Regions from separate parts of the Homo sapiens genome. Here region 1 is linked to region 2. The links are chromatin contacts, found by Hi-C in ENCODE. All regions are on one chromosome and are shown on one strand. Each heading gives the region's core, a stretch centred on a gene start or an enhancer-like site at or near the end of the contact. The rest is flanking DNA. Distances are from core to core; before and after follow the strand shown.

Region 1 (5,798 bases), core at 641-3,140, 70 kb after region 2:
GGGCCAGCTGCCCAGCTGCATTGCCACCCCCTACTCCCCGCCACCCCCAGAGACGGAGAAGGTGCCTCCCACCCGCAAGGAAACACGGTTTGAGGAAGGCGAGCAACCAGGCCAGGGCACCCCCGGGGATCCAGAGCCCGTGTGTGTGCCCATCGCTGTGGCCGAGTCAGACACAGATGACCAAGAAGAAGATGAGGAGAACAGCCTGGGCACGGAGGAGGAGTCCAGCAAGCAGGTGGGCCCTCACCCCTGCATGTATAAGGCACCTACATATACAGGGCCCAGAGCTCTGCTGTCCGGGCCACCCAGCCTCTCTCAAAGCAGCTTCCCCTCCCAGACTGCCTTGGCAGTGGGTAGGGGTAGAAGGCAGGCCCTCCCCACAACAGCCAGCCTCTCAGAGGGGTGCTGAGACCAGCCCTCAACCCTCCCTTCCTAACTCAGTCCAGAAGCTGACCTGGGGAGGGGCTGCTATCCACCACTCATGCCCTGGCTGGGCATGGGGAGCTCATTGTACAGACAGGGAAACGGAGGCATGGCAAGAGAGACTTGCTGGGTGTTCCTCATGAGTTTAGAACAGAGCCTCTAGCCCCCAGTTCCCACACTGACCATTGTCCCCCCTCCAGGACTGGCAAGGTAGAGTGTCTTGGCGAAAGAGAAGTATGGTTTTCTGACCTCCAGACTGCCCCTTCCCCTCCTCCCACACCCAGGGCTCATTCTGAGATTTAAAAATAAGCATCCCTAAGACTGAGGTGTCAGGGACAGCACTATCTTATCTCGCAACCTGTTATTTTTAACACTTGGGACCAGAGTCTGCACAAAGCAGGCAGGGCCCACCCCTCCCCTCCCCTCCGTTCTCCCTTGGCCTGAGCCAGGCTCAGATGGCTTCTTCTCAGGGCTTTAGGTCAAGCCCCCAGGAGTGTTCTCCCTGTTGAGTCAGGCCCATCTTGGCTGCTTCCTCTGGGCCTGCACTGGCTGGGCCTGGCTGTGGAGAGCAGCTGCTCCCCATGTGTGGAACTTGATCTAAGGCTCTGGGCTTGGTTTCACATCCTCCTGCCTCCCTGTGGTCCCAGAGGCCACCCTTTCAAGTCAGGTTGCGGGGCAGTGGCAATGTCTGCTCAGGGAGAGGGAGTGTTGGTGTTGCCAGGACCACAGTTTCCAATGATCTCCAGCACAGGAGGGGAATTCCGGCTGTCTCTCATTTCCCTTCTCTGTTCCTTCTCTTGAGCCCATTGACTCTGGCTCCTGGGTGTGTGTGGTGTGTGTGGGGGTGTGTGTGTGTGTGTGCGCGCGCGTGCGCGCACGCAAGCCGGGAGTGCCACAGGGATTCATGAGGGAAGTCAGTGTGACCTTCCTAAGTACAGTGGCCAGCATTTGTGAGCTGGGCATCGTGGCCCAGCTGCACCCTTCCAGGGAGTCTGGGGAGGGGGAGTTATGCCAGGCCGGCCAGGGGCTTCCTGTCTCTAGGCCCTTTGCTTGGACCTACCAGGAGCCTCCCACCTGCCTGCTCAGGCCCCTTGAGGGAGGAGTCTTCAGTGAGATGGAGGCCCCATGAAGACAGCTGGAGGCAATGCCCCAGATGCATGGGCAGGGTCTGAAACCCCCAGGGTCAGGGCCCTGGAGACCCTCTGGCTGGGTGTGTGGACTCAGCTCATAGGCTGGGGTCTTTTCAGCAGGAATCCCAGCCTGTGTCCGGTGGCCCAGAGGCCCCTCCGGATTCCAGGACCTGGAGCCAGGTGTCAGCGACTGCCTCCTCTGAGGCCGAGGCCAGTGCATCTCAGGCCGACTGGCGGCAGCAGTGGAAAGCGGAACCCCAGGCCCCAGGGTGCGGTGAGGTAATGCATGCCTTTGTCCCTGAAGCCAGCTGGGCGCCGCTGCTTGGGTCAGAGCCAGGCTGTGAGAGGTGCATGCCTGCATTTGCTGTTGGGAGCCACAGCCACTGTCACAGGCAGCGTGGAAGACCAGTCTGCAGAGGGGAGGGTGGGCATCCCTGTCCTGACAGGGGAGAGACGGTACAGGGCCCAGGGCCAATGGGAAATTCTGGAAATTCTGGTCCCAAACTCTGATGCAGGACTAACCCACTACCTCCATGTGTTCACCCTCTCCACATACTCCATCCCTGTGTTTTGGTCCTGTTTGGCAAATGTTTGTCCTGTGAATCTCCCCATCCAAAGAAGACTTCAGGAGGCTGGGCACGGTGGCTCACGCCTGTAATTTTAATACTTTGGGAGGCCGAGGCAGGTGGATCACTTGAGGTCAGGAGTTCGAGATCAGCCTGGCCAACATGGTGAACAGGTTACCCGCCTGATTCTGTAAGCATTGGAGTTCGCAACCCCTGAGCAAAAGGCTTGTGGCATTGCTGACTAAGCCGCCCAGCCTCACTCACATCTAGCCCACGGAAGGTGGAGGGCACGTGTTCAGAGTGCTTGGTGGCCACTGTCCTGCAGCTTGACCTCACTCCGTCCAGCACTTGTGCCTTCTCCTCTTTTGTGAGATGGGCCCATGTGAGCTTTGCAAGCATGGTCAGTTTTTGGAGCACAAGGGCCTACTGGAGTCATCTTCCTGACTGTGCAGATCACGGTTCTTCCCCTGATGGTCTGAGCTGTGAAGGCATGTGGGGACAGGAAGACACAGGAGAGAGGCAAAATGCCATGGGAGAGAAGTGGCTCTCTCACACGGATGCTAACCTTTGAATGAATTTTATAAGTCTTCCTTTCTTCAAATCAGTTCATGGGGGAGCCTATATAAGGAGAAACAGGCTGGAGTTTTCCCGGGAAAGGGACTCCCTCGTCTCACCTGCAGTAGGACCTGAGAACGTGTCCTCTCACATGACAGCCCCATGGACTTCAGACGGCTCCAGTGTTTGGAAAGAAAAAATAAGCATGCTGCTCTCCTCTGGCCTGCCCCTTTCATCACCCAACTCCTTTCATCCCCCAGCTGAGCTAGGAGGAGAGGGGAAGGAACCCTCAATGCCATGGGGGACCACAAAAGACTGAGCCTCACCTCTCTGGCCAAGGATCCACCTTCTCTGAGCAGTAGGCTCTGTTTTCCCTCCAGAATCCACCCCTTTCCCATCACAGATCTCAAAAATGGAAAAGAAGCCCCTGAGACATCAGCAGATTGATTCATCAAAGGAAAAGAGAAGAGAGAAGGCAGCTGTAGGAGCATAGCCATGCCCAAGAATTCAGACAAGCCCCTCTCTAAATGGAGCCTGAGCCTGAGATGATGTGAGGCGGGGGCAGCGGAGATGGGGTCTTTGGACCTGACCTGATGCAAACGATGGATTTTCTTCCTTCACTGACACTCCTCCCCTGACGTACCGTTCCCTAGAAGCAGAGGGATTCCTATGCAAATGACTTGTTGAGGGGTGTTCTCAGGAGAAAGTAAGAGAAACAGGATGAAGCAAAGAAGGAAGCTACGGAAAGGCTTTCCAGCTGGAGTCAGCCTCATCCTGTCCCAAGTAGAGCTCTGGGGCATGAATTGCACCACAGCATTGCCCCAACTCAAGGCTAGGGGCTGGCCTTCTGTATTCTTGTATCAGTGGCTGCTGGGCACCGGCCACCCCTTGGGACGGCAGTCCCCCAGCTGAAGATGATTTTCTGGAGGAGGGCCAGCTAAGCAGCTAGCATTCAAGTGGCTGGGAATGGGTGCAGTGGTCTTATGTAGTGGAATTGGGCAGGGTACCCACAGTGGCCCCTGTAACACCCCTTTACACCCACACCCACAAGTGACACACACAGACACTCACAAGGGCACACCTGCATGCACATGCCTCTCTGTAGCCTCCCTATAATCAAGTTATTGAGGTCAGGGCAGCAGACTTGCAAGGACAGGAAGTGGAGGGCTCCATCACCTTCTCAGTCTCCGGGCTCTGTCCAGCACACCAGAACCCACGGGAACTGCGCAAAATGTGTGGGTGGGGTTGCTGGCCTGTTCTCTGCGGTCTGACCTTGCTGCCTGTGTGTTGCCCGGGATCCTGGTTCTGACTCTGTTCTGGATGTGACATGCCTGTTTCCACTGTGTGTGCCACACCACCACGATGTGTCCATGTCCCACTGTGTGTCCAGGTTGCTACCCCATGTCCGTTTTGCTCCCAGCTAGATGCAGTCCCCATCCCCAGTGGCTTCCCAGAGCTCTTTCACAGCCCCCACACCCCAGCCTTAGACTCCAGCAGACCAGAATCACAGACCCGGGAACCCCGAGGTCCAGCCTTGGCCCAGCCCTGACAGGCAAAAGTGGCTCTGTGCAGGTCCCAGGGTGCGTCATGAAGATGCTGCCTCCCTTCAGGGAGCCCTAAGCTCCTGCAGACTCTGGGCTCGAGGCCAAAGGCTGCTACTCAGCCCACACTCACACCCTTTCCCACCCTGTCCCACACCCCTGTCCATAGACCCCAGAGGACAGTTGCTCCGAGGGCAGCACAGCAGACATGACCAACACCGCTGAGCTCCTGGAGCAGATCCCTGACCTCGGCCAGGATGTCAAGGACCCAGAGGACTGCTTCACTGAAGGTAATGGCCCGGGCAGCCCTCTGCCCTAGCCTCAGTTCCACCCAGAGGGGACAGGAGGACCAGCAGCTCCTTGGAGCCCAGGGCCACGTGGCACCAACACCCTGCCTTAGATATCTGCCCACCTCCTCCATTCCTCTGTGACCCTGGGGGTTCCTCCATCTGCCTGACGTGTCTGCCCATGGAGTGCTGGGCTGGACAGCTGCACCAAGGACTGGAGACACTGTATTTGTGGTGTGTTGGCACCACTGTATGCCCAACAGCAGTAGGGTCTGGGTCTAATTCGCTCCTGTACCACCAGGCCCTGGCACGGTGCCTGACACATAGTAGGCCCTCTGTAAATCCTTGAGGCAGGGATGACATGTGGCCATGTTGATTGGCATCTATAGCTTTTATGGATTGGTGGTATATTTGGAGGATAGCTGGGGATAAAATGAGCTGGGGATAAAATAAGCTTGGCCCGGCACGGTGGCTCACACCTGTAATCCCCACTTTGTGAGGCTAAGGCAGGTGGATCACCAGAGGTCAGGAGTTCAAAACCAGCCTGGCCAACATGGTGAAACCCCATCTCTACTAAAAACACAAAAAATTAGTTGGGCGCGCTGGCAGGCACCTGTAATCCCAGCTACTCAGGAGGCTGAGGCAGGAGAATCTCTTGAACCCGGGAGGCGGAGGTTGCAGTGAGCCAAGATTGCACCATTGCACTCCACACTGGGCAACAAGAGTGAAACATCTCAAAAAAAGAGAAAAACAAAATGAGAGTTTGCCCTCCATGTGACACATCCATGGGGGCTCTCATTGAGGGATCTGCCCTTCCCAAGGCTCAGAAACTACAAACATGGAGAAGACCCAGGGAATGCCCAGGAGTTCCTACCATTTTCCCAGGGGGACAGTTTCCCAGATGAGCAGCGGACAAGCTGGAACCTATCCCAGCCCAGCCTTGTCCCTGCCCAGACCTGCCAGGCTGTTCACCCACTCGCTGGGTGCTCAGTCCATCCATCCTCCTCAAAGAGTGCCCGCAGAGCGTGTGGCCCCCACGGGTGGTGCCCACGGCCCTCGCTCACACGGCCCTGCTCACCATATTGCCCTGTTCGCCACCCCCATCATCGTAGCTCTTTCTCTCAGTCATCTCTTCAACCATCCAACCTTCTGCCATTAGATGTGGGCATTCACAGGCCCTGAGGTGGGCCTGACCCTCACTCTCTCCCATAGGCTGTGTCCGGCGCTGTCCCTGCTGTGCGGTGGACACCACACAGGCCCCAGGGAAGGTCTGGTGGCGGTTGCGCAAGACCTGCT
Region 2 (5,669 bases), core at 2,303-4,802:
GGATGCATGCATTCACTGCTGGTGGAGTGAATACTGGTGGAACCACTGTGGAAAACTGTCTGGCAACATCTGCTAAAAGCGAACACACATTATCCTATGACTCAGCAATTCCACTCCCAAATATGTACCTGGCAGAAATGGGTACATATGTTCATCAAAATTTATGTACTAGAATGTTCATAGGTGTGCTACTCATGAACCCCAAACTAGAAACTACCCAAACACCCATCAGCAGTAGAATGGGTAAAGTCTGGTATATGCATACAATAGGATGCTGTACAGCAACAAGAATGAATGAACTACAACAACAAGCAGCAACATGTGACTCTCATGAGCGTAAAGCTGATCAAAAGAAGCCAGACACAAAAGAGCTCCTATTATACAATTCCAGTTTAAATAAATATCAAAACCAGGCAAAACTAGCAAGGGGAATTCGATGTGACTGTAGTAGTTAACTCTGGGTGGGTGTAGCGGTGGTGACAGAAAGGGGCACAAAGAGGTCTTCTGTGGTACTGATAACGTTTGGTTTCTGTGTTGTGCTGCTCACACGGATGTGTTCAACAACAGAAAACCCTTTCAAGTGAACACTTAGGATTTGTGCAGTTTTCCATTATGTAGGTTCAATGGAAGTAAAACATAAAAAGAAAAGCTTTGGGCTGTTAGAAGAGAAAATGCATATGCACAAACAACAATACTACCTGTTTTACAAGGATGTGCACATAAAGACCTACTTTAGCTCCTAGAGGGGTGCCTGTGTGGAGAAGGAGATGGCAGTGGAGTGATGATGGGGGAAGAAATAAAACAAAAACACAAGAGAGGAGTAATGATATGGTTAACCCAGCTTTGAACCTGAGGCAAAGTAAAGGCAAACCCTGGGCGAAACTGAGGGGCGAATAAAGGACATACTAGTTTTTAAAAACATTTATCTCTGACAGCTGACAACATGTTCCTGTTATTGCTTTAATTAAATAGGGTTGGCCAGACATGGTGGCTCACGCCTGTAATCCCAGCACTTTGGGAGGCCGAGGTGGGTAAATCACGAGGTCAGGAGTTCGAGACCAGCCTGGCCAACATGGTGAAACCCCGTCTCTACTAAAAATACAAAAAATTAGCTGGGCATGGTGACGAGCACCTGCAATCCCAGAGACTCAGGAGGCTGAGGCAGGAGGATTGCTTGAACTGGGGAGGCGGAGGTTGCAGTGAGCCGAGATCACGCCACTGCACTTCAGCCCTGGAGGCAATGCAAGACTCCGTCTCAAACAAAACAAAACAAAACAAAACAAAAAATTTAAATAGGGTCTGGCAAAGAGAAGGGAGTAGCCAAGATCTTGGCAAGGGCTCTTTGTAGGAAGTGCCTGTCTCCAGACACCTGTTGCCTGTCTCTGCACTCTGAGGCCTCTCTAGGACCACAAGGTGTGCTTTTATGGATGAACTTCTACAGGTTCAGAGCTCTGGTTCCCCATCCCCTGGGCTTCTCTCCCCCTGTTTAAATTCAGGGTGCATGTAGACTTACCAGGCTCAGCCCACCTCTCCTGCTGGCAACATCCAGTTGCCCAATACTAAACAGGAGAGTGAAAACCCCACTTCTGCTACATATGGACGGAAGGGAGGCAGGTATCCACCCCTACTCCCAGCAGCTTCTATCCTAGCCTTGTCTCCTGCTTGACCCAATGTCAGTTTGCAAGTAGAAGCTTCATTCTGAGGCCGAGAAGCCCGTGATGGAAGTTCTTAGGGGAGGTAGGACCTTCCTGCTACTGTACTCTCCTGCCTGGTAGGTGTGACTCTGGGAAGGCGGCTGCACGTGGGTTGAAACGTTGACACTGCCTGCACTTCCCCTTCTGGCCGATAGTGGGAGCTGCTAGCCAACCTGAGGCTCGTCAGGCGCTAAAGGCTGGCAGCCGACCTGTGTGGTCCATCCGTCTGTACCCCAGACACCCCACTCAACTCGGGGCCGGAGAGGCCCATGTCCTGAACTTTCCTGTGGACTGACTTTCCTACTGATCCCCTCCTGCAAGCAGAGCAGCCCCTCCGTATGTACCTAAGGCGTCCAACGAAGCCCCACACCCAGGTCGCAAACGGACGCTGTCCCCCACCCCCCTCTTTGCCCTCCCACCTCTTCAAGATCCCCATCATGGAGGAGCAGGTCCCAGCCTCTGGGCTCCCAAACCCAGCACCTCTGTGCCCTCTGAGACCCTGGCACCCATTTGGCTCTCTAAGAGCGGTTCTTGCTTTTGGGAGCCCTGAAAATGTGGCAGAAAAGTGTACCATCCCTTCCAATGACTGTACTTTTTTCGTGGGCAAAAGCTGATGGCCTGTTTTTTGTTGTTGTTTTGTTTTGTTTTTGTTTTTGTTTTTAGAAGCGCAAGATTTATTGTGAAGAGGGAAAGAACAAAGCTTCCACAGCGTGGAAGGGGACCCAAGCGGGTTGCCCTGATGGCCTGTTTTGTTTAAACAAGAAGTGTGTCCCCATAGGTCCTGGGCATGGGCATGGGAGCAACTGTTTGTCAGCGTATGTCTCCGTGTGTGTGTGCCTGTGACCATGTCTCTGAGTGAGAAACAGTGGGTGTGTAAGTATGTGACTCCAGGCTCTGCATGTGTCAAGGTGAAGGTTGTATGTGGCTCAAGAGGGTGGAAGTATATATATAAAGAGGTATATACATGTATATATATGTATGTGTGTGTGTGTGTTTGCGCGCGCGCGTGTGTGGGTGTCTCTGTGTTGGTTGCCTGCTTGCTTCTGGGTCTGGGTGTGTGTTTGGTTCTGTCAGCATGTGCGTCCGTGTGTTCAGGTAGATGTGTACCATTGTGCAGATTTCTGTGGCATCACTAAGTGTGTCTCCAGGAAAGTGTGGTTCGAGTGAGTGTGTGTGTCTCTGTGTCAGTGTGTCAGTGGATGTGTGTCTAAGTCATGTGGGTGTCTAAGTTTGTCAGAGTGTCTTCCTCAGTGTCAGTGTGTGTCAATGATGTGTCTGTCTGTGTCTGTGTGGGTGTGTGGGGGTGTGTATCTGTCTCAGGGTGCATGTGTGTGTCTGTGTCAGTGCAGGTATGCCTATGGCAGCGTGTGTCTGTCTCGGCATGAGTGTCAGTGTATGCCCGTGTCCACGTGGGTGGGTGGGTGTCTGGTAGCCTTCCCAAGTCAGCAAGGTTGCGTGTGTGTGTGTGTATACTCTGGCGGGTGCTGGTGTGTATGCCAGTGTTTGTTAATGTGAGCCTGTCCGCGTCCGCGTGGGTGGCCATCTGTGGTGAAGCGTCGCCGGGTCGCCGTGTGTGTACCCCCGCCTATGTCTGTCTGTCCGCGGCCGCGTGTGCGGCTGTCTGTGGCTGTGAGCCCCCGGGTCAGTGTGGGAGTGTGCGCCCCGGCGGGCGCTGGTGTGTCCCCCCTCCGAGCGGGCGGAGCACCACGTGCGGAGCCCTGGGCGCGTCGCTCTGGGGCGGAGCCAGCCCGGGGCCCCAAGCCCCAGGCCGAACCCAGGCGGGGCCCGCCCCGACCCCGCCCCCGACCCCGCCCCCAGCCCGAGCCCGCGCCGCCTGCCCAGCCCGGGAGCCCGAACAGAGCCGCGGAGCCGAGACGGCGGCGGCGCCCGTAGGATGCAGGGATCGCTCCCCCGGGGCCGCTGAGCCTGCGCCCAGTGCCCCGAGCCCCGCGCCGAGCCGAGTCCGCGCCAAGCAGCAGCCGCCCACCCCGGGGCCCGGCCGGGGGACCAGCAGGTGAGCGAGTGCCCCCGCGCCCGGCAGCCCTGGCCCGGCCGGAGCCCCCTCCGCCTGCCGCCGCCCAACTTTCCTCCCCGAGGGCCGAAGCCTCCAGTCCCTGCGTGCTCCTCCCTGCCCCGGGTCCGCCCAGCCGCTCCCTCCCCGATCAGTGCCCCAGAGAGCCGGAGGGGGAGAAGGGGCGCAGATCCGCCCGGCTGGAGGGTATCCCCGGGGGAGACGTCTCTAAACACCGTGCGCCCCCCTTCCCTTCCCTTTCCTTCCGGGTTTCCCGGTGCGCTGTCGAGGGCCGGGGGAGGGGGAGCTGCGGCCCCAGCTTCCCGGCCATCCCTGGCGCAGGCTCGGGGAGGGTCTGGGATTGGGACCCGGATACCGGAGGCCGGAGACCCCAAGGTCAGAGCGGCGACTAGGCGCGCCATGAATGTGGTTCCAGAGAGCGGGGTTTGCGGGGGCTGACCGAGCAGGGCTGGATATGGGGGAGGAAGCCACGCACCCCCTTTCTCTGGGCCCAGGGGGAACCGTCCGCTGGGGCTGTCCTCTCTGTGGGACGAGATCTCTGCGCGTTTAGACCATGTAGAGATCTCGGTGCCCTTTGACGCCCTAAAGGGGCCGCATCTCCTCTGTCTGATCTCTGTGCTTCTCGAAGGGGTGGAGATCTCTTTGCGGTGAGATTGGAGAGAGTTCTCTGCCCTCCTCTCTCTGAGCCGGAACAGATCCACGCACCCTGATGGGAGGTGGCTCTCGACCTCTGTGTTATTTGATCGTCTTTGGTGGCGCTCTGGAAGAAAGTGGAGGTGCCAAGCTTTGTCCGAGAGGCCAAGAGCTGGTGGGGGCCAGAGGTGTGGGGACTGTTAGTGGTGGTGATGAGGATGGGGGGAAATGATGTTGGGGACAAGTCCCTGGCTGTAGGCCTGCCTTGCAAACACCTGTTGGAGAGCAGAGCACAGCCAGATCAGGATGCCATGGCTAAGATAGTGCAGGACTCACTCTTGTGCTCCTCAGTGCCTTCAGCCCAGCCCCGGGCCATGGGATCTATCTCCTCTTAAGGTCCTGGGCCTATGTTCCATTCCCAGGCATCTGCTCGCCTCCTGCTGAGACCCCAGGTGTGTCTCCCAGTGAGCCTAGGCAGTATCATCCAGATGGCAAACCACGTGACCCCCACCATGCCATGGCATCCCAAGCCCTCTCCCAGGTTCCCACCATCCTTCAGGATCTAGTGGGACCGTGAGCAGCAGAGGCCCCAGCTACTGGGGGCCCAGGCCATTGCCGCTGCCCTCAACTCCATCTGTTTGACCTCATCTCCACTCAGTTAGAATTGGGCAGGTGCATATGAATCGGTGGTAATGAGTGCGAGGTGGAATGAGGGTGGTCAGGCTGCTGTTGCAGGAGCATGGAGAGGGTGAGGTCAGGTGACAGCCAGGGTGTGGAACACAGATTCTATGTTACAGTGTCCAGCTCTGTGCTGAAAAGAGCCTCATTAAACTTTTAATCATGTCATCACTACCATATCATACAAGTGGGGAAACTGAGGCCCAGAGGAGCTCAAGGACTTATTCAATGTCATCTAGAGAATCAGTGGATTGGGGGCACCACGCAATGTGAAGACACCTTGAGATCTACTTTCTGTGGGGCAAATAAGCCTAGAACTGAGCCAGGAGGATCTGAGCAGAAGGGGAACTGGCCCTGGGGTGCCAAGAGCCAGCATTCAGCCCAATGTGGCAAGGGCAGCTGCTGTGCTCCAAGGTGCTCGGCTCCCTCTCTGTGTGTTGATCAAAGCTCCTCTGGAAAAATTCTAGTATTGACTCACTCAGCATGAAGATTGGGCTTGGAGGACTAGTGGGAAGCACCAGAGACAGCTGGGGATGGGAGAAGAGCGGAGGCTGGTGCCCAGGCAATCCAAAGAGAAGGGAGTCCTGAGGGCAGCCAGGGACAGTGGCAAATTGCAGTTTGTGTTCTGTTCA

The links. Hi-C counts contacts between places; a loop is a spot of excess contacts on that map. Pooled maps may share reads with other maps.
Region 1: a loop to region 2 is called in a map of heart right ventricle, with 7 times the contacts of the local background. The contact joins the enhancer-like site here to the promoter of SCN5A in region 2. A Hi-C loop is called at or near these places in 9 of 168 maps with a recorded cell type or tissue (Right ventricle myocardium inferior, cardiac septum, heart left ventricle and 2 more) and 11 of 50 pooled maps.

The regions. Positions count from the first base shown.
Region 1 is chr3:38,575,368-38,581,165 of GRCh38, reverse strand. SCN5A (sodium voltage-gated channel alpha subunit 5) reads left to right here. Exons shown (of 28, transcript NM_000335.5): 17 at 1-235; 18 at 1,674-1,832; 19 at 4,385-4,505; 20 at 5,715-5,798. Among named protein-coding and RNA genes, the nearest start is that of SCN5A, 71 kb to the left of the region's middle. RefSeq lists enhancers at 379-879, 1-2,804. Within about 2 kb of position 1,890, at least 3 of the 41 ENCODE cell types and tissues checked have a DNase peak (open chromatin) inside an H3K27ac peak, as active enhancers do; they include heart left ventricle and heart right ventricle, where a contact is called at or near this core.
Region 2 is chr3:38,647,570-38,653,238 of GRCh38, reverse strand. It overlaps SCN5A (sodium voltage-gated channel alpha subunit 5), which reads left to right and starts at 3,552. Exons shown (of 28, transcript NM_000335.5): 1 at 3,552-3,708. RefSeq lists a silencer at 3,434-3,593.